Linked DNA regions of Homo sapiens: region 2 is linked to region 1. A link is a loop called in an ENCODE intact Hi-C map of the cell type or tissue named here. Cell type or tissue: endothelial cell of umbilical vein. All regions are shown on one strand. Links, peaks and the distances in the headings refer to the core of each region. The heading gives the core; the rest is flanking DNA. Region 1 has its middle 9.3 kb from the start of ENC1. Region 2 holds the start of LOC105379034 (a long non-coding RNA gene).

Region 1 (11,095 bases), core at 2,097-10,096:
CATGGCTCTAATCTCAGCACTTGGGAGGCTGAGGCAGGCGGATCACTTGAGGTCAGGAGTTTGACACCAGCCTGGCCAACGTGCTGAAATCCTGTCTCTACTAAAAATACATTTAAAAAAACAAACAAAAAAACAAACTTAGCTGGGCATTGTGGTGCAGGCCTGTAATCTCACCTACTCAGGAAGTTGAGGCAGAAGAATCACATGAATCTGGTATATGGAGGTTGCAGTGGCGAGATCGTGCCACTGCTCTCCATCCTGGGTGACAGAGCGAGATCCTGTCTCAAAAAAAAAAAAAAAAAAAAGTTTAATGCTTGAAGGGTTATTATCTCCATGTTTGTCCAGGTATTGGTTAGAACATTCTTAAAAGCTTGATGTTCTTATCGCTGCCCTTTTTAGTGCCTGTTATGAACAACCATGTCATTTTCTATCCCTTTCTTAACAGATACCTGGTGCAGTTGCTGATGAGAAGGGGCACTCAAAACCAAGGAGAAACTAGTGTGGCTTTCCCAGTGCTACACTCACCTCCACCCTCTCTGGGAGCCTCTCTTGGGGGGCTCACCTGCTCCCATGGCCTGGTCCCTGCTCCTGTGCCTGTGGGATCCAGATCCGTCCGCAGGTCAAACACCAGCTTCAGGTCCCTGGACATTTCACCTCCCATATTCAGCGGTCCTGAGCTCACCATCTCTCCACTCCCCCGCTGTCCCAGTCAATGGCATCATCTGCAGTTTGTGTGTGTCCTGCTTCCCGGCCTCTCTCTTAGTGTAGCCCCTCATCATTGCCCACATTCAATTCACAGCTGCCCCTGGCCTGGCCTAGCTCCCCTCTAGCGCACTCCCCACATGGCAGCCAGAGTGTTGCTCTAAAATACTCGATTATGTCTTTCTAGTTTAACCTTTCAGAGGTTCCCTGTGGCTTTAGGCCCCATGTGCCTTGTGAGGCTCATTCCTTATTCCTCGTTTCCCCCTCTAGATCCACTAAACTCTCATACCCAGCTCAGAAATCACCTCCTCCTGAAAGCCTTCCCTCATCTGCCTAGAAAGTCTCTCATTTTTCTACACTGTATGCAATGTATTTATTTATATATTGGACCCTCTTAACCAGTAAGGGTTTACCTCACTTCCAAGGAGGCATTATTTCAGGGAATTGGGGAGCTGTTAGTATATCTCGTGGGAATGTCTTTGTGTGATTCTGTGGTTACAGCCATCTTCTGCAATGCTGCGTCTTGTCAGGCCTCTGGACTCAAGTGTGTTTTGCAGACCAGCAGTGTCGGCATCACCTGGGAGCTCGTTAGAAATGCAAAATTTCTGCCCCCATCCCAGACTTCTTGAATCAGAATCTGCAGTTTAACAAGTTCCCCAAGTGATTCGTGTGCACATTAAAGTTTGAGAAGCACTGGATAAATACCTGCTGTCTTGGAGACAGATGTTTTCAGTGAGCCACATTCCAGAGATGCATTGGCTCCTCACACTCAGGAGCACCTAGTGTGAGCTGGCTACACCTGGGTCCACAAGAATGATCTTGGGTGGGGCAAAGGGAGTGAGGGCAGCTTCACCAGGATGGAGCCGGGAGGACTCACTGTCTACACCTGGAGCCCCTCAAGCTGGCGTCCATAGGATAAGTGACACCTTGATCTTTTTTTTGCATGGGAAATTGAGATGTTTGGCATGGGCATGGCCTTATTACTGATTTAGAAGCCTGCAACTAGACCACACCCCTACTAGTCTCTGAGCTCTTTGAAGATGTGACCTATCGACCTCTATAACCAGACACATAGTAGGCGTTCAATAAATTTTTTCTGTTGAATTTTGGCTTATGTGCTATCTTTCCATTGTGCCTTTCATAACTCTCTGGTCAGCAGAGTGTACAATCCACTGATTTTGACAGAAGGATTTCAGTCATGCCAGGTTTACAATTCCAGGAACTTTATCAGGGCTTGACAGTATCACTTTTGGCCAAAAGTAACTATGACATCAACATCACAACTCCTATGAAAGCACCCCTTAGCAAACTGTAAATCTATATTGTACATTCAAGCAAAGAGAGAGGATGTATTTAATGGTTTAAAGTTGAGATCCTGCAGGAATTGATCACAGAAGCCCTGAAACCATGGCCTGGAAGGTTGGCTTTTGGAGCTTGCTGACCCAATGGTTTCATATGCTTTGCTGGCTTCTGTTGTTTCAGGTGGGAGCAGAAAGCGATTCCCTGCTACTTCATCTTGGCCAGAGGGGAAAGTTGCCCACCTATATTTTTTACATAGTATTTTTGTAGTGTTTTAATATTCACTGAATGATCCAGGAGTGGGATTACTGTGTAAATTGAGGGACAGCTACTTTTTTTAAACTTTAGCAAGAATTGATCATTTTGTAAAAATTACTTTAAAAAATTATTGACGTAATGTGAGTCATGGTACTTGAAGGGCCAATAGAGTACCCAGTTTCAGTCTGCATTTGTAGAAGCGTATTCACAATGACTCTGCATGTGTGTGTAACCACCTGACTCTTTTTATAATGCCTCCTACTGTAGTCAAGCTAGAGCATTCACATATTTGAGTGCATATAATTTTATTATACTTTTCTATTGGGTCCTCCTTTACATTACAGTTAAGAAATGTTAAAGTTTTTTGAAGTTATATTCAATAGAGTCTATTATCTATAAATTCCATTTCAGTAAAGCAAAGAGGGCATTAAAAATGACTGGTATATAAAGGGATATGTGTCACTAGCGTAGATGTGTGTAGTCGCCCAAGAGGGAGGCTTTTCCCCCTTGCTCCTTATGGGATGGGCCTGGGACTGCAGTGAGACAAGACTGAGTAGCCACCTTATTGGAGCTCAGAGAGGGTGATGGTTATCTCGGAGCTGGTGCTGTGGGCAGATGTGGGAGGACCAGATGAGCCTCTATCCCTGACTTTTGGCTGCTCAAGAACACTTTGGAACTTGGACACAATCCTGGGGGTAGTGGGGGTAAGGGAGGGAATCCCTTACATGACTCAAATGAAGTTTCCACCAAACTAGCAGATTAGGGTCTTATGGTAAAAAGTTCTGTTCTAGAAAAATTAAGTTACATTTTCTTATGGTCTGTTTGTCCTAACTATACCCAACTATGAGGACTCTTTTGAATGTAAAAAATTTTGCAAAACATCCCAACACATGGGAGCGGCTGCAATTTTCGTACCATTGATTAAGCAAATACATGAAGGCAAACGGCTACTGTGTATTCAGGAGTGGCTTGCTTGCTGGACACGTGGGCCAGGAGGCCCACACACTAGGAGAGCACAGCTCTGAAAAAGAAAGCGAGGGGTCTGGATTCTGCCATTTAATAACTGGATTCTTGCACAAGTTCAAACGCATCATTGCCCCTGTTTCCTCATGAGCAAAATGGAGATAATGATAGTATCTACCTCCTGGGATTGTTGAGAGGTAAACCACTGTGACTCTAAATGGACATTAATTATTATTTATGGTTGATCCATGCATATGTATTACCTACTCACGTAAAAGAGTTCATCATTTTAATTTCCACGTAGACATCTCATGCCAGAGTTGAGTATTAGACCAAGCAAAAGAATGCAGTGTCTGACTTTTTAGACACGTCCTAGTTTGTCTGGCATAAGAGTAGTTTTACACAGAGCTGGCAAATAGACTTACCTACCTGACCACAGGCCAGGAGGATTTGTGCTGGCATGTTCGAATTAATAACCCATTACTTATTGTGAACCTGGAGATATGCTCTGGCTTTCCATTACCTAAGTCTTATCACTTCTAGCACCAAGGCATACAGACCAATTAATCACCCAGGAGCAGAAATGAATTACCTCAGCCTTTGGGTGACTTGCTGTTTGGGTGATTTAATACTTCTTATCATGAGAGGAAAAGCACAGAGATGCTGGTTAGTTTATCCATAGAAAGGTTCATGCTTCAAAAGAGACCTCGGTTATTTGTACAGGTTTATTCATCATATGTCAATGATCGTCCTTGCTTGGAGATTTGGGGGAATCCTCCTTTAAGTGATGTCCCTGAATGTGGTCCTATTTCTTGAGGCATCCAATGAAACTGATTAAGCAAAATATTCTGGAAATGAAGCTTTCTAGATAGCCTAAGGCAAATCATTTGGGGTTAGTCCAAGGTGAAAATTTATTTGAAATGTTTTGTTAGACTTTCTTGCCTTAGCGAGTATAGAACAAAGGGCATAATTTTGATATTTCTTTGTGAGGTACTAGGAAGAGCCATTCATTCATTTGTTAAACGTATTAAATTTATTCATGCTATAAATAGTTACATTACTACTGTGTGCTGCGCTAAGGGTTAGACACACAGTGGTGAAAAGACAGAGGTAGTCTAATGGAGGCCAAGAGAACCCATGTTTAGGCTGAAATGCCACCATTTAGCAAATATGTGATCCTGGGCAAAGTATTTATTCTCTCAGACTCAGTTTCTCATCAGTAAAATGGGGCCCAATAATTATAATACCCACCTTGCAGGGATACCTGAGCATCACAAAGCATAAAAGCATTCTGAAACTGAAGATCTCTATGAATGGTCATATTACTGAATGGCTGAGAAACTTGCTTTATGAAAATTATCCCAAATCATCCAAACATTACATCATTGTAAGAGATGAAGCCATTTCTTCTAACTATTGTATTAAAAAACATTTATTTTTGCAGTTGCCTTTTTTTTTTTTTTTTTTTTTGAGACAGAGTCTCACGCTGTTGCCCAGGCTGGAGTGCAGTGGCGTGATCCCAGCTCACTGCAAGCTCTGCCTCCCAGGTTCACGCCATTCTCCTCCCTCAGCCTCCCGAGTAGCTGGGACTACAGGTGCCCACCACCACGCCCAGCTAATTTTTTTTTTTGTATTTTTAGTAGAGATGGGACTTCACCGTGTTAGCCCGGATGGTCTCGATCTCCTGACCCCGTGATCCACCCGCCTTGGCCTCCCAAAGTGCTGGGATGACAGGCGTGAGCCACCGCGCCTGGCCTGCAGTTGACTTTTAAAACTTCCTCATATTCGGCAAAGTAGTAACTACACATGGAGGCACACTCAGTACCGAGGGACAAGAGGAAAGGCAGCAGACCCCTGACACCTCCAACCCCCTTCTCCAGCCCAATCTGCGGAGGGGGCCATGAAACAGTTGCTATTTTCTGTTCTTCAGCTTTACCCCATAATAATATTGCCCTTATACTGTTAGTTCATGTTTATCAAGTAAATCTTACCAATTTGTTGCTTAGGTAAACATCATTTGCTTTTAAAAGAATGCTCCAACAGGGATATGTTTTTGTGTGTTTAGCATCTGTCCTCTAAAAGTTCAGTGTAGGAAAAATGTTTTATTAATTATTCTAGTGAGCTGGCTTCTAGACGATTGAGGTTTTACTGTGTTTGGCTTCTTCAAGAAGTGAAAGGCACTGTAACATGCTCGAGGAGGTTCCGTGCCCGCTCACTGACAGCATGCTTTGCATCTGTAAACCATTGTCCTATATAAAGACTTCAAACTTCAGCTGAATCTGTGCATCGTGGGTTTTTAAACATAATGTCACAGTTGCTGGCTACAGCCAAGAAGTTAAACACTTCCTTCATTTTCCATTGCATTTTTGCTCCAGATCCTTCCAGGAGGATACCCAGAGCTTGCCTGGACATTTGGATTACAGATTTCAAAGTGGGAAAAAGATGCTTCTCTCAATATTTGGGATTTGATCATAGTTGGGGAAACAGTGCTTCATTCCATAGTTAAGGAACTATGTCTGATCTAAATTTAAAAGAGCAATTTGATTAGGACATTCCTTTGCTTGTGAACTGATGTAACAATCTCTTATGGGTACTGTGTGCCAGAATGAAAGAATGATCTGGTAAGACATTCAATCAACTATGGTAAAAGAGTACAAGTGGATTAAAAAAACACAACTATACCATTTTAGTCAATTGATTCCAGCTTCTCATTTGTCACACCTTTATCAGGCCTGTCAACATGGAGCAAAGTAAACCAAGAAAATCATTTCTTAGAAATCCACTGGGTATGTGCCAGGTGTTCAAGGCTGGCATTCCAGAGAACAGAAAAGAATGGGCCTTAGATAATCAGGAAAATAGAGGAGGCAATGTAGTTCAGTGGTTAAGCACTCAGCTCTTGGCTTCACCGAAGTGAGACATTATTCTTTCAGGGTTGCTGTGGGGATTAAAGGAAATAAGCATAGAAAGTGCCTAGCACACAAGACCATATAAATGTTAGGGATTCTAGTCATTGTTACTAGCTCCAAGACCATCCCATTGGACAAATGAGTCCCTGTCCAGGGGCCCTCAGGACAACTTATATTATTATTGTGCACAGAGGGGGCAGTGGCACTGGGTTGGCTAGTTGGAAATTGCTCAGTCTCTGCTGAGAAAATACATGACCCAGCTGTGCCCTCTGCTAGCCAGTCTAAGGAACACAGGAGCTCACGGCATTGTTGCAGGCCGGCCGGACCCCAGATTACATTTGGCATTGCTCATTTGAATGCAGAAACTTTAGGGCTATGACAGCAAGAGTGGCTGCTCAAACGGATCCACAAGGGTCTACACACAATGTTCATTGTTTTCTTTTTCGGTAGGGTTGGTTTTGAATATCTTCAGACCCTTCTATAATTGGTTTTTCATTGTAGCCAGAAGAGGGCACTATTGCTTTACCCAAATTCTGTGCTGTGGTCTGTGGAAACCCGCATTTGTGTTCTGTGCTACAGTGTTCCATTCCTGGTTTTGTTGAGGGTGGCAGTTTCATTCTTAGGTGACTAGCACAAGAAACACACAAACAAGCAAAAAAAGCAAAACAAACTTTTGTCCATAATAACACACATGCAAAAAATTGGGATGTGGAAAGTTGTTTATATTTTATTAAGCCATAGAAAATTATGTATGGAATTTTAAAAATGAACATGTATGCCGATGACATTGATCAAGATTCTGCCTGGAAAACCACTGTTTGAAAAATTAGAATGTACCTAGGTGTTCCTGTTCACTTTCAACAAGTGTCCTAGAAGAGGTGTAGAAGAAATTGGTGCAGTTTTGGAAAACCCCGGGATGTTTCCTCCCACTATTAAGACAGTATAAGGGCAATATAACTGTGGGGTAAAGCTGAAGAACAGAAAATAGGAATGGTTGCATGGTTCTTTCTGCAGATTGTGCTGGAGAAGGGGATTGGAGGTGTCAGGGGACTGCACCTTTCCTCTTGTCCTTCGGTACTATTTGAGTGTGCCTCCATGTGTGTTTACTACTTTGACTAATATTAAGAATTTAAAAAGTCAACTACAAAAGTAAATATGTTTTTTAATACAATAGTCAGAAGAAATGGTTTCATCTCTTACAATAATCTAATGCTTGGACCATTTGGGATAATTTTCTTAAGGCAATGCAAGTTTCTCAGGCATTAAATAAAAGACCATTCACAGAGATCTTCAGTTTCAGAGTGCTTTTATGCTCTATAATCCTCAAGTATCCCTGCAAACTGGATATTATAATTATTAGGCCCCATTTTACTGATGAGAAACTGAGTCTGAGAGAATAAATACTTTGCCCAGGATCACATATTTGCTAAATGGTGGCATTTCAGCCTAAACATGGGTTCTCTTGGCCTCCATTAGACCACCTCTGTCTTTCAGAGTTGAAAGGAGATACCTTCCAAATGCAAATACAAGTACACTGATGGCAGGCCAAGCCTAGACACTGTAAGATCACAATGAAAGGCTGGGAGAGAAGCCTAGTGAAACTGGGATATTCCTTAGCACGATGCCTGTAAATAAATATTTGTTGAATGAATGACTGATTGGCTAAATGAATGAAACCACAATTTCTCAGATAACTGTGGGTATGAAAACTGACATAACTATTTGAATATACATACTTTTAAAAAGTTACCATTTCCTCCTGATATGTCAATATTTCCAAATATCCTCAGATAAAGAAATTGCAAGTCTTCCAACTTTATTTGGGATCTTATAGTGAATGTTTTCTAAAATTACTTACGAGGCTAAGAGAAATTTGCGGATGCTTGTATATATCCTTGTTCATGTCGTGTTTTCAAAATCATGAGGAGAAACACTTATGGAAACTTTCTTTCTGACAACACACGCATCAGTGTCTCTATCTCTTTCTTCATTCTTTGTTCATTCTGCTAATGTTAACTTGCAGCTTCCTGATTTCAGACTCCTGCCCAAGCTGAGCTATAAGCAGTAAGTAGCATCTGTGCTTGCAGAGTACCATAAAATCCTTTTAATATTCATTCAAAGGTGCAAGCCCTTGGACCACAAAGGTCCCTTCTTCTAGTCCCTTCTTCATGCCCAGACATGCTTAGAGACTTGGCATTGTGCCCTAGAAGCAGAGCATAGAGGCCAAACAAAACCTGCATTTTCATTGCTTCAAACAACGGTCAATTGTTGAATGTAATTACTTAGAACAAATTAAGAGTTTGGATCCAGGAGCCTTGGGGTACTCAAAAGAAAAACAGGGAGAAAAATGGTTCAGGATTCCCCTGGGTTGTGCAAAGCCACACCCCACAGAGGCCTTGTGTGATTCTGATAGATCTGAGTGAGCTTTTACCAAGCACACTCTCCAAGCTCTTCAGGGCAGGAAAAAGTAGGCATCTATATTCCATGTGTGATGTGTTTTGGCAGGGCTACCTTCTTCTAAATATAGCTAGCTATTTCTTTTTAAAACGTGTGATTTCTTAAATTCTTTTCCCTTTGCAGCAGCTTCGTTTTTTAAAGTAATGGAGAATGAAGAATGAATTGTTGCCGGGCGTGGTGGCTCACGCCTGTAATCCCAGCACTTTGGGAGGCTGAGGTGGGTGTATCACGAGGTCAGGAGTTCAAGACCAGCCTGGCCAAGATGGTGAAACCTCATCTCTACTAAAAACACAAAAAATTAGCTGGGCGCGGTGGCAGACGCCTGTAATCCCAGCTACTCGGGAGGCTGAGGCAGGAGAATCGCTTGAACTCGGAGGGCAGAGGTTGCAGTGAGCCGAGATCATGCCACTGCACTCCAGCCTGGGTGACAGAGTGAGACTCTGTCTCAAAAAAAAAAAAAAAAGAATGAATTGTTTGTTCATTGTCAACTTAAGACCAGTGGTCCCAGTACAAAACAGGAAGACAGTATCAATAACAGATGGGAAAAGGCAAAGGCAGACTCCATGAATCTGAGCTTTTGTTGCAAAAGCTGTCTGCTTTTTGGGTGTGCAAGAAGAGCAGAGCCTCAAGTAAACACTCTAAGAGATCTGTGAACTCATTCAAGACACCAGTGTGTCCCTTAACCCAGTGCTACTGAGCAGATGTGGAAATAAGAGTTTGATAAAGATTCAAGTCACTTTTATTTAGGAGAGTTACTTGGAAGGAAATATCTACAGGTTTCAAGAATATCATTCTCCTTAAGCAGTTTACTAAGGAATCATTATAAAAGCCAGCATTATATAGCCCTTCCCACATACCAAGCACTGTTCTATGTACTTTACACATACTAATTTATTTAATCCACAAAACAACCTTCCAGCCAGGTACTGTTACTATCCCATACTACAGATTAGGAAATGAAGGCACCGAGATATTGCCATACTTGCCCCTCAAACACCCAGCTACTAAATATAAAAGTAGGGATCCAAGTTTGGTTCTAGAGTCTCTACTCTTAATCACATAACTGTTAAAAAAAAATAGTATGCAGACATAGGAAGAATGGAACTTAAATGGAGATTAATGAGTGTCATTATCTCCAAGTGATAGGTTTGCGGCTCTTCTTTTGCTTTTCTGTGTTTTCTATATTTCTACCATACATTGTTCTGAGAAAATAATAAGCGCTGTTTTAAATGCTGACCCTAAAATCTATAACCTACAATAGGCTGTGAAGATAATTGTCTTGAAAGGCCCTGGAGTAGAAACAACATAAGCAGTCTAGATCACTTGATTTCCTAATGACCTAACTTTATAGAGTAATACAAGGAAAGTGACTCAAATATGTCTCTCTCCAGTCCTGTAAGCAGCCAATAAACTGTCTACTCCTTGAAATGTCACTCCTTGAAGGGCTGTATAAGGTGAAGGAGTCTCAAAGGAAGAATGAATTTCCCATCTATAACAAGCCCCTAATAGAGGAGCTCAACACGAACAGTGGTGCTTAGTACTTACGGGACAAAGACAGACTTTCACACAACATTTTCCATTAAAAATCATAATACAAAAGTCAATTGTATTTATATGTAGCAGTAGTGAACAATTGGAATTTGAAGTTAAAAATCATACTATATGGAGCCAGGTACCATGGCACCCGCTTGCAGTCCCAGCTACTCAGGAGGAAGAGGCAGGAGGATGGCTTGAGCCCAGGAGTTATACGCTGCAGTGAACCATGTCGGCCTGTGAATAGCCACTGCACTCCAGCCTGGCAACTTAGCACGGGCTCACCTCTAAAAACAATCATACTATACAATCCAGCTTAATTCACAAAATACACATAAGGTGACACACATAATGGATGTAGGAAGCAACTGAAATGTTAAAATATGATCAAACCAATTCGGATGCAATCTTAAGAATACTCCTAAGGAGGCCAGGAGTGGTGGCTCACACCTGTAATCCCAGCACTTTGGGAGGCTGACATGGGTGGATCACCTGAGGTCAGGAGTTCGAGACCAGCTTGGTCAACATGATGGACCCCTGTCTGTACTAAAAATACAAAAATTAGCCGGATGTGGTGGCAGGCGCCTGTAGTCCCATTTACTTGAGAGGCTGAGGCAGGAGAATTGCTTGAATCTGAGAGGGGGAGGTTGTAGTGAGCCGAGATTGCGCCACTGCACTCCAGCCTGGGCAACAGAGTGAGACTCTGTCTCAAAAAAAAAAAAAAAAAAAAAAAAAGGAAAAAAAAGAGGAAGAATACTCTCAAGGTTTATCATGACAGATATTTAACATAAACATAACTTTTTTTAACGCACAAAGATAGAAGATGGCAAACCAAAATTTAGAAAACTATCGATTTAGACCCTTTGTCTTCCCCAGACAAAAAAGTGATAACTGTTTTATAAAATGCTGATAATTTCTTGTATCGATTACCTGTGTTTTTCCTTATTCTCATCTCTTTAATAAACAGCCAGACTTTC
Region 2 (11,095 bases), core at 1,276-9,275, 700 kb after region 1:
AAATTAAAGAAAACAACCATTAGTGTTTCTGACACATGAAATGCCTACCAGGGTCTTTTCTACCAGGGTCTTTTTCCTGCTCATTATGAAGGCTAATATGAAAATATTGCTATAGTGAGCAGAAGAAAAGCAGTATCTGAATGACTTTTCGTCTCAATGCAGTGCAAATGCCTGCAGTTCAAATGCAGGAACTGCCTCATCTCCTTTGCTTTTGGCCAGGAAGAGCTCATTTATTACCCATCACTAGGAAGAGCATGGCAGAGCCCTCATTATCTTGGATCCATGCTTTCCAAATCAATCAGCTCCCCGCTACACTGCTGGGCTTTCTAATTTAAATGTCAGCTAAAGTTAGAATATGTTCTTTAAAAATGTCAGAGCCTCGTTAACTTTGGCTTTGTGTTGCCCTGTCTATCACAATGAGGTTGGCAATGTTAAGGAAATTATTTTTCTAAGAATTCTTGAACTAAGGCTCCTCTTTGAATTTCAATGATACTCTTCCTAAAAGTCTTGCTCTGGTTCAAAATCAAGATGTTCCATATTACTGGCATCTACAAATAGCCACTTTTCAGAATGTATAAGGATTTCTAAATGACTTCTCACTTTTGAATTCACACTGTGAAAAATATTCTAAAAGCTGAAATTTGATCCATGTTTTTCAATGGGCTTTTGCGGTTTGGCAACTGATCTTGGACAGGACTGTCCTACTCACCACAGGACCTTTAGCTTTCCTGCTTCTCCTGTTCACTTAATGCTAGTAATTCTTCCCAGTTATTGTGATCTTGGAGTGCAGAACATGATACCCCAAAGTATGACACCTTGGTGTGTTGAGTACTTTGAACTGAAAGAGACTGGAAGGGCCTCAAAAGCAAGATCTTCTGACCTTCCCCCACCCTCCTGTCTCCTGTCGCTCTTTCTTCCCCAAGCAAATCATAGAAACCAGAATTCCTCTTCCCCAAAGGTGAGTCATAGAAACTCGAGTCCCTCTCTCCCAAAGCAAGCCATAAAACCTAGAAAGGCCACTGTCTTCCTTTTCTCTTCTCCTTTGAAGACCCTTATTCTAGAGAGGTCCTGCTCCAAACCTGGGAAGAAGAAATGCTACACAGAGAAGGGACTGGGATTAGTGCCCTTATAAAAGAAGCCTCAGAGAGCTGCCTTGCTTCTTCCACCACGTAAGGACTCAGCTAGAAGGAGCCATCTATAAACCAGAAGAGGAGCCCTCACCAGACACTGAATCTGCCAGAGCCTTTAGCTTGGGCTTCTCAGCCTCCAGAACTATGAACAATAAATTCTGTCCTCTATAAGCTACCCAGTCTATGGTATTTTGTTTTAACAGCCAAAAGACTAAGACAGCGAAATGGTGGATCATGTCTACAGCATGATAGCAACTGGGCAATTGGGTACTTTTGGCCTCATACTAACATATGGAAGGACAAAATGGAAGGAAAATGGTAGTTTGTTTAAGTATACTGAAGTGACTTCAAACAGTGTGCGTATACAAACAAGTATGGATGAAGGCACACACACACAGAGAATACATACTAATGTCTGCCAAATATAAAACACTTCTCGAAATTTGATGATTTAGAGGGAAAGTGGATTTTCTTCTTGAATTAACTCCCTGTGCTGGCTCTGGTTTTATTGGTTTCAAGCTTTCCATTGTTGCTCTTTTCCTAAAGCATTTAACAGATGTCCCTTCAAAGGCATTGAACCACTGCTGTTGTTTTTTCTCTCACCCCAATTTCCTTTTCAGTTCACAAAGTACCCAGAATATACTTTCTCCTGTATCTATATGTGGTGGGGAGAAAGAAAAGGCAAACAGAATTATATTTAATAAGTCACTTTTCTTATTAATACCCAGAGATGTAAAAATCAATCACAGTTGATTCAAATGGCAAATACTACTTTCTGTAGCCTCACTAAATGCTTTCTCCGATGAGATAAATGGACATAATCCTCAAATGACAAGAAACATGGAATATACAACAGATTTAACAGTCATGTTTAAGGGTGAGTGAACTTTAGGTCGCAGTTGTAGAGGACAATGCGGAAATGAAGATGCAGACTTAAGTTTTCTCCCCAGATAGTGATAAATTCACATTGATCCAATTTGTCCCTGTTTCCCTGTCTCTATGGCTCTTAATAGCACAACCAAAAGATGTCTGATTTCTAAGATGGAAGAGTGCTGCCTGCAGCCTTCACCTAGTTGTTTTTTGTTTGTTTGTTTGTTTTGTTTTGTTTTAAACTGCCCCATTCATAGACTGAAACCCTCACAGAATCAGGCTGTAATTAGTGACATGTAGAGACATGGCAAGACTGGGAAAACTTATGTCTGTGGATGTGCCTGACTCCTTAGAGGTGTAGGAGTTTGACGAGACACATGCTTTAGTTGAGAGTGTGCTCTTGCACACACCACCACACACACACATACACAAACACTTGACCTCCCAGGCCACGCAATTCCCCATTGCATCATTACTTTCTAACTCATCCTGCATAGTCTGTGGGTGGGAAGAGGCCAAATTTGGGCCACCAGGACACAGTCCACCAGGAAACAAAGTACCTCTGTGATGCTTTTTGATTCAGACAACCCCACCTCCACAGCTGCGAGACAAACAAAAAATGATCATGCTTCAAAAGCTACCAGTTCAAGCAAAACTGCTGCCAACCCAGCAGAAAAGCCTTTAGACATTTTTAAGCCATTAACTACTTCCTGCCAACCAGGAGGCTATATGGGGACACCACTCACTGGGGCCACTAAGCAGGATTCCAATGGAACCTAATCTGCTGAATTCAGACCTAAACCTCATGTTACTATATTACTTAAGAGAAAATAGAAATACAGTGTTTTAAAAAGCAAAAGATTTAGTTCAAACTGAAACAAATATTCTCCAAATTAAACTCAAACCAGACTGATGTTTCATTCACTTTCCAGTCTTAAAGGCATTCCCATGACAATTTCTCCTTGGCAGTTGCGCAGCCAGTGTCTCTCTTGGCTATCAATTCGCTGATGACAATACTACCAGGGGGCTGGACAACTAATAGAGCTCCAGTCTGCAAACTTGGCCTTCCTGCCAGGCAGCTTAAAAACCATTTACACAGTCCAGTTTGACTTTCGAGTGTTCAGAGAGATGGGTCGTTTGAACTCACTGATCCAAGAACATGTTTTTGTATATTCCTGGGCCTATCATAAATCAGACCAAAAAAGAAAGAAAGGTTGGACTGCTTGGCCATTTCAAGCAATTATTCTGTCTGGCATGGGTGGAGGAGAAAATAGAGTAGTGTCAGCAGAGTTATCAGCAGTTAGTTCTACTGAAGAAAATGTCACATGTCCGGTGCCAAGCACGTCTGACTGCTTTGTCTCGGATTGTCTCTATTTTTCTTTCTCTCTCACGTACACACATACCCTCTTTAATTACTAACAGAAAATAGTGCATTCTGCACACTTCACATCTGTTCAAGCCTTAATTAATCCAACTCTCATAGTCTCCATAGCAACGATGCTTAACAGGCTCAGATTCCACATTAGAAAACCTTCCTCTAAGTGAGTGACTCAAAATATGGCCATTACAAAAATGTTTACATTAATTCTGTGTCAGATATAATAAGAAATTTGCATGGAGGGAGTTTGGATGGAAAGATGGAGTTGTATGATCACATTCAGCTTCATCATAGTAAAAACTGCCCCAAACTAGGAACAGAAGTTAACATTAATTTTCTAAGCTATTGCAAAAAAAAAAAAGAAAAGAAAACATAATCCCATTACTACCTTTATGTTACTAGCAATTCCTGTGCTACGGAAGATTAACGACCACAGTTGCCTCGATGGAGCACACAGTTACTGTTCGTAGGGTAGCAAGAAGAAACGCAAGTGTTTTTAAAAAAAAAAAAAAAAAAAAAAAAAACTCTTCAGGAGGTGTGTTTCCTGAGCTATGGCTCTACAGACCTTAATTAAAAGCCTATTGTCCTTTGCTGGCACCTGCCAGCATCTTACCCAAATCAGAGCTTGTCAGCAGCAGAGAGGTGGACCAAGGCTTTCCAAGGAGGCTGTGAAGCTGCCACGGGAAATGTCAAGCACATTTCTAAGAGCCTGTTTTAGCTCCGTGGCCAATGCAGATGCTGTCGTTCATGCTGGCTATGTTTGTGTTTATATTTGAAGCTGTTATGTTAGAGATTGTAAAAATAAGCACTGGCAACTATGCAGAAAACCTGCTCAGACATTATACAGGGTGTGAGGGGCTGGGGCGAGTAGTGGTAAAGAGAGCATGAAAAAATGAAGCCAGGCATTTACCCCCAAATGGCATTTCAGCCCATACCCGCTTCCATCATTAAATGTTTAACTTGGGTTGCTAACAAGAAGTAAACCATTCATCAGAGTTCTAGCTGCTTTCTCCCTCACTGTTTCCTTCTATGAATAGGCAAACAACCCAAAACCAGCTCAGGAGAGAAAGAAAAGAACTTAGACACACTCTTGAGTAAGTAAAAATACATGTTAGGAGACAAATCAGATCTCATTTATGAAATAAAATGGAGACACTCAATTGAGCTTCTGAACAAGAAGAGAAGGTTTTTCATACTTTCCCTAGGGACTGAAATTGTGTGCCCTAGGAGACAGTTTAACCCTGGATTGCCTGGAGACAGAGCCAAGTTAAATTTATTGCCAGACCTATGCATAAAAAAGGGGAAGGTGGAAATTGGGGCTCTTCCAGAAATAAGGAACAGTTCTCTAATGTAACTATAGAATCTAGTGAAATTAGCAAAGAAAATATAATCCTGTGTTCGTACCAAGTTCATTCTTTCTCCTTGGGCAATTGTTATGAGACCCATAGCTGCTGGTAGTATCTAAAACCTTTGACTTTCTGCCATTCAAAGAGTAGACAACTAGGATTCAAATAATGGCATGTTGAAGTTTCTCAGCCATGAAGCTTCTACAGAACCACTGAACCATGGTCCCTTGTTACTTCACCCAAAACGATGTTCAATCATCAACTCGAGCTGACTGCTTTGAACTCACCAGCCAGAGGCAAAGAAATGTAATGGATCAGAGTTCTAGTTCTAGTTCTGACGACCCTTTGATCTCTGATTTCCAAAGACTCTTGTTCATCCTCTCATCCAATAAGTAGCATGAAGCTCTTACTCTGAGCCCAGCATCCTAACAGGCTTTGATCTTCGACATCTCTCAGCACGGGAAAATGAGCTGGACAAAACCAAAGTAGCGATGCCCTAGCTACTTCGATTCTTGAGCATGCCCAAGCCTGCCTTCTTTCTACCCCTATCCCCAGCATATAACAACTGCTCTCATTTTTAGAGTGCTGACTGTATGCCGTTTACTGCACTGGGCTTCTTCAAGTAGTTCACAACAGCCCTGCAAGACATGGCTATTGTTATTATTTTTTATTTATTTATTTATTTATTTATTTTGAGACGAAGTCTCGCTCTTGTCCCCCAGGCTGGAGTGCAGTGACACGATCTCGGCCCACTGTAACCTCCGCCTCCCAGGTTCAAGCAATTCTCCTGCCTCAGCCTCTCGAGTAGCTGGGACTACAGGCACCTGCCACCATGCCTGGCTAATTTTTGTATTTTTAGTAGAGACGGGGTTTCGCCATGTTGGCCAGGCTGGTCTCGAACTCCTGACTTCAGGTGATCCGGACATAGCTATTATTATCCTCATTTCATAGGTAAGCAAACCTAGCTCAGAAGCAAGGTTGCAGGATTGTACAACTCCATAAGTTTCCACTCACGTTGGAATCTACGCGTATGTGTGCTCCAGAGCATGAATAGTGCCCCCTGGTGGTGTGCAACCCTGTGGCCCTGGGGGAGATCCAGTAAGTAGGGCCCAAGTCTGTTTGGCTTTTCCATATTTTTTTGCTGCCTGTCTCACATTGGTAGAGGGACATCTGTGCATGAGAGGCAGTCAGGAAAGAAAAGAGCAAACTCTGCATGTCAATCAAGATAATTCTGGAATCTTCCATGTGTTCCCCTCCTTTTTTTCTTTTCCATGCTCCACTCAGCCCTAGGTGGTAGATTAAAACAGGGAGCTATGGGTAGCATCAGGGTTGGGTAAAAAATAAAGCAGAAGAGGTACATGAGCCTGTCTCTTTTTTTCTCCACTTACAATCTTGCCTTGTGGGTTATCATGCAAGTCATCAATCCACCCCTTAGCGGTACACTTAGGCATCCTCTTGGTCCCCTCTGTTCCAATAAGCATCTTCAGGTGATCCCAGGACCCCTTTTACTCTTAGTTTCTTGTGGCGTGGGATCAAATAGGAAGATATCCAATTCCCCATTTGACCAGAACCTACATTGCTTTATGGAAGAGGTGGATGTGGAAAGGTGAGGGGATGAGAGGGCATTTGGTTACACTTTAAGAGCATAGCATCCCAGGAAGGAGTCCGCTATTGCTCCATAGCCTGGAACCTGATCAGTTCCAACGAGGGCAGGGGTGGACTTCCACATTTCCCCACTTCTTATATAGAGTGCTTGAAAGAGGCAGAGATAGATGGACATTCTCATTGGACACCTTAATCTAGAGGGGAGGAAATCATTCTGGGTATCTCCAAACGTATGCCACAGTCTCTCATGTCTTTTGTTTCAAACCTCCAGACTTTGGCTCAGGTTTCCCTCTGTCTTAGTCCATTTTCTGTTATGATAACTGAATATCTGAGACTGGGTAATTTATTTCAAAATGTTACAATCTTACAGTTCTAGAGGCTGGGAAGTCCAAGAGCATGGTGTTGGCATCTGGGGCCTTCTTTGCTTTGTCATAACATGGCAGAATGTATCATATGGCAAGAGGGCAAGAGCATGCATGTCAGCTCAGGTCTCTCTTCCTCTTCTTAGAAAGTAACCAATCCCATCATGGGGGCCTCACTCTGACCTTATCTAATCCTAATTACCTCCCAAAGACCTCACCTTCAATCAATTAAAAATTCTGGGATTAAGTTTCCAACAAATGAAATTTGAGGACATATTCAAACCATAGCATTTTCCTTGCTTAGAATGTCTTTCCCTACTCCTGCTCTTTATCCTTCCAGCCTCAAGCATCTTCTTCTTTAGAACAACTCCCTCCATTTCACGTATTACTAGGCCCCAATGTGCTCTTCCTGTGAGCTCCTATAGCAACTTGTACTTCTCTATATAATTATTGGCACCTCTCTACTTTAGGATCATCTGTTCATGTGTTAGTCTTCTCCAATAGCTTGCATACTTATTAATCTTTATTTTGTCCCACACAGATTGCTTGGCCTTTAGCGGACCGTCAATAAATGTTTACTGAATACATGAGTTAAGAGGAGATTTAGAAATGCAAATAAGTTGAAAGCTAACTTTCAACTTACCTAACTTTCCCCAGTCTTACGTCTAGCAATCTCCAGACACTTGAATTTTCTATTCACTTTTTCTGGCTATGCGGAAGAAATCTGCCTAAAGACTGGGACTAGGCTGAGCAATTATTAACAGATTTTTAAAATAATATGATAATAATGGCTAGCATATATTAAGTGATTAGTATATCCCAAGCTCTATTCTAAGCATATTGCATATATTAATAATTTAATTCTTGCAACGATTCCATAAGGTAGTCATCCCTGTTTTATAAATAAGGAAATGGAAACAGAGCGAGGTGAAGTAACATGCCAAGGACACACAACGAGTTAGTGGCAGATGTGGATCCAGAATCCATACTTTCAATTTCTATGCTCTGCTGCCTCTCAATGAGAGAGATACAGAGGTTGGACATTAACAATCTCAGGTTGGTTCTCAGTTTGAAAGTAGCTCATGTATTCCTAGGTCACAGGAAGAAATACATATTCCTCTCCACTTCTTTGTCACCCCATGATGTAATTATGCTCACATTCTTCACCTTACATAACTCACACACACAGCAAGTCCTCTGTGCCAAGGGCTGTTACCCTTTTCTTAATGAATAGGGCTTCAACTGTGAGTGGGCTGGGAAGTGTTGCACGATTCCAGGAATTATGTAGTCCTGATGAAATGCAGAGTAGCTTGGACTCTAAATGAAATGATGAATAAATTCATGCAGCCTGGAAGGGACAGAGCAAAAATATTGCTTTTCTTTCTAGGACAGATCTCTAAAGGAATGAGTGTTTCCTTTAAGCTCTTAACTTGGTGAGAAAAATAGGTCCTTTTGGGGAAACCCATTTATGATCCTGAAAAATAGGGTGGTCATCTCTTAAGATTAGTAAATTTGTGCTAGAGTCACTCTGTGACTCTGTCTTGAGACCTTAGTCTGTTTGGGCTACTATAACAAAAGACCATAAACTTGGTGTATTACACACAATAGAAACTTATTATTTCTCACAGTTTGGAGGCCAGGAAGTCCAAGGTCAAGGCACCAGCAGATTCCATGTCTGGTGAGGGCCAACTTCCTGGTTCATAGAAGGTGTCCTCTTGCTGCATCCTCCACATGGCAAAGGGGCAAGAGAGCTCTCTAGTGCCGCTTTTATAAGGGCACTAATCCCATTCATGAGGGCCCCATCCTTATGCTCTACTCACCCCCTAAAGGTCCACCTAATAATCAATGCATTGGTGATTAGGTTTTCAACATACAAACCTGGGGGGGATATAAACATTAAGACATTCAGACCATAGCAGGATCTGAGCTCATTACATAGTGGGGACATGGTGAAAAGGAAGAACTTATCATCAAGAAAGCTTTGAAATGTAGTTATATGCCATTGAAAAGTCATCATATTAAATAAGAGAATTGCCCAGAGGAACCTATGAATATAGGTACTTAAAAAATGCTCTGGCTTTCCCAGAGGAACTGCATGCAGACCTGTTTTGCAGGTCTTGAAAATCCAGAGCTCACACATTTTTAAAGAAAGAAAGAACCCCATGAGGATTTTGAACATCTTAACATATTTTCACTATTTCTATATATAATTTCATGAAGAAAGGAAAGATATTTATAGTTATTGGAGAAAGGATTTAGACTGAAATATCTGCATGCTTTTCATTCAAGAGATATAGGATCCTGGACTAGACTTTATTGAAGAAAGAGGAAAGACAGATATTTCTAGATGTCTTTAGGAATGGGAGATACATGTTGTAATTGAAGAGTTCAGCTTAGAGGTGAAGTGATTGAATAGAAGTTTAATAAGTTATATCCATTCTGTGAAAAGATCAGTCACCGAATTTTTAATGTAATTGTTACAAAAATAGCCAGCTAAAGTCAGAAAAAGACTGCCCCCAAAAGGGGCTTTTAAAAAAATTAGGATTGGACTTGCCTAAGTAAAAACACAATGTAGATATCCAACTTAACAACTTTAAGTAGGGAGAAAAAACTATTGAGATCCGGGTGATTTTTTTTTTTTTTTTTCTGTTCCTATCACATCTCACTCCCAGTAGGTGTTGCATTTTTGGATGAATCTAATAGTTTTCCTTTATTTTCACTTTTCACGAGGTGAGATTAGATGTCTGTGTGAAATGAATGTTTTACTATGGTCCTACACATAATGTTAAAATTACAAAGTAAAATAATGAGGTACAAGATATTTATTGACACCAAAATACATACAAGTATTTCCGAACAAGATGAAAATATCTCCTGGTTTCTCACACAGAGACCCATACTACTCGGAAGGCAGGATATGCCAGTTTTCCTTTGTGGAAAAGTGTATCCAGGCAGCAAACTTAATGAGGAGTGGGCAGTTTTGTCCTTAAAAAACTGCAGGGAAGGGTTCTTTCCAGGGAGTGGTAGTTGGTGCTCCAGGTGCTGGCAGGGACAGGACAGCTGATTGATAGAAGTGAGGGCTCTAACAAAGTTCACTATTTACATCAAAATGACTTGATGGGGGCTCTGGGCCTCTGGGCCTTGTTAAAAGATGATGCTGAACCATGTCTTGAAACCCCACCAGCATTAGGCTTAGGTACTAAGCAAGTCCGGACTGTATCCCTGGCTCAGTGACTGACCAATCACAACACGTGCCCAGTTGAATAGTGACTGTAACAGATCACCACTTTTAATGCTCCCAGAAGAAATGAGCACACAAAAACTAGCTGAGAAAAACCCTTTCCCACATCCTCCTCTGCCTATGTGGGCACTGAGGCAACTGCCCTGACTGTGAAAGTTCACCCCTTGTGAATACCACTCTTTAAATCCAAATTGCTTCATTGAGATCTTAAAAGGAATCTTGAAATCCAGATGATTGGGTAGAAAATGTGACATGGAATTTTACTCTAGCGTCAAAACAACTTTTAAAATAGTCCTGCTTATTCAAGTTAGTTTCTCCTCCAGAAATCTGAAATTAGATTTGATAAGTTAAAGATTATACAAACAGGGTGGCTTTCAATAATTTAATTAGACTCATGCCAAAAAAATGAGCTTCCAGGAAATATTAAATATTATTCTTAAAGCAATTTGGACACAGACAATCACACATACATAAGGAATGGAGACAAAAAGTTTCTCCCAAAAGTGCCAGTGTTTTGTTTTGTTTGGAAAAATGACAACACAATTAGAGGTAAACAATATTTTCTTTGGCTCCATCTCCAGTTTCCCCATCTTGTCTGGTCATTGTCCTTGTCGGTAGATTTAGCTTTGCTTCTGTTATAAACGCCTGCAGTTGAGGGCGGTGTGAATTTGAGTCATGGGGGGTTGGGGACTCAGTGTGGGAGGTGTCCAAATCTGCAAGAAACAGACAGCACAGGTTACAGGAGGCCACCTGAGATGTACAAGGCAGATGTCTTGGCGTTAGAGCTCTCTAAGATTAGGAAATGCAGTGCCCATATAGTCAGCCACAGAATGGCCAAGCCCAATGAGAAAGGAACATAATAGGTGTCAAAATCATTCATCAATATCATTAAGATATGTTCGATTGTGTGCACAAATGTCTCCTGTGACTAAATATGGGTTACTGTTCATGGGATCTTAAACCGCTGCTATTGCTGAAAAAGGGATGCCCATTTATTTTTTAAAATGGGTGAAAGTCATGGAAATACAGTATATACTCCAGCTATGTGTAAATCAACTATATTTGCATCTGCAGAGCACCTTCCCTCAGAATATCTGTCAGTCAAGAATTGACTTCAAGGCTCAAATAACATATTTGGCACTTTACTGATGTGGTCAAGGGGT

The links. A loop is a pair of places that touch in the nucleus more often than their neighbours do. Peaks named below come from ENCODE experiments on the same cell type or tissue, not always from the same donor. Only the 100,000 strongest peaks of a DNase experiment are listed, where the experiment ranks them.
Region 2: it touches region 1 in a loop (6-fold over the local background); 7 of 110 quality-filtered maps call a loop at or near these places.

What each region holds. Positions count from the first base shown.
Region 1 is chr5:74,644,523-74,655,617 of GRCh38, reverse strand. It overlaps a transcript of HEXB not described here. Among named protein-coding and RNA genes, the nearest start is that of ENC1, 9.3 kb to the right of the region's middle. RefSeq lists an enhancer at 6,490-6,569. In endothelial cell of umbilical vein, for the core only: a CTCF peak has its summit at 6,613 (motif pointing right); a DNase peak (open chromatin) is centred at 6,657.
Region 2 is chr5:73,940,394-73,951,488 of GRCh38, reverse strand. LOC105379034 (a long non-coding RNA gene) reads right to left here and starts at 5,391. Exons shown (of 4, transcript XR_001742745.1): 1 at 3,992-5,391. It overlaps ARHGEF28 (Rho guanine nucleotide exchange factor 28), which reads right to left. Exons shown (of 36, transcript NM_001177693.2): 36 at 9,499-10,645. The coding sequence ends at 10,476. In endothelial cell of umbilical vein, for the core only: a CTCF peak has its summit at 5,801 (motif pointing left); no DNase peak of the experiment used is centred there.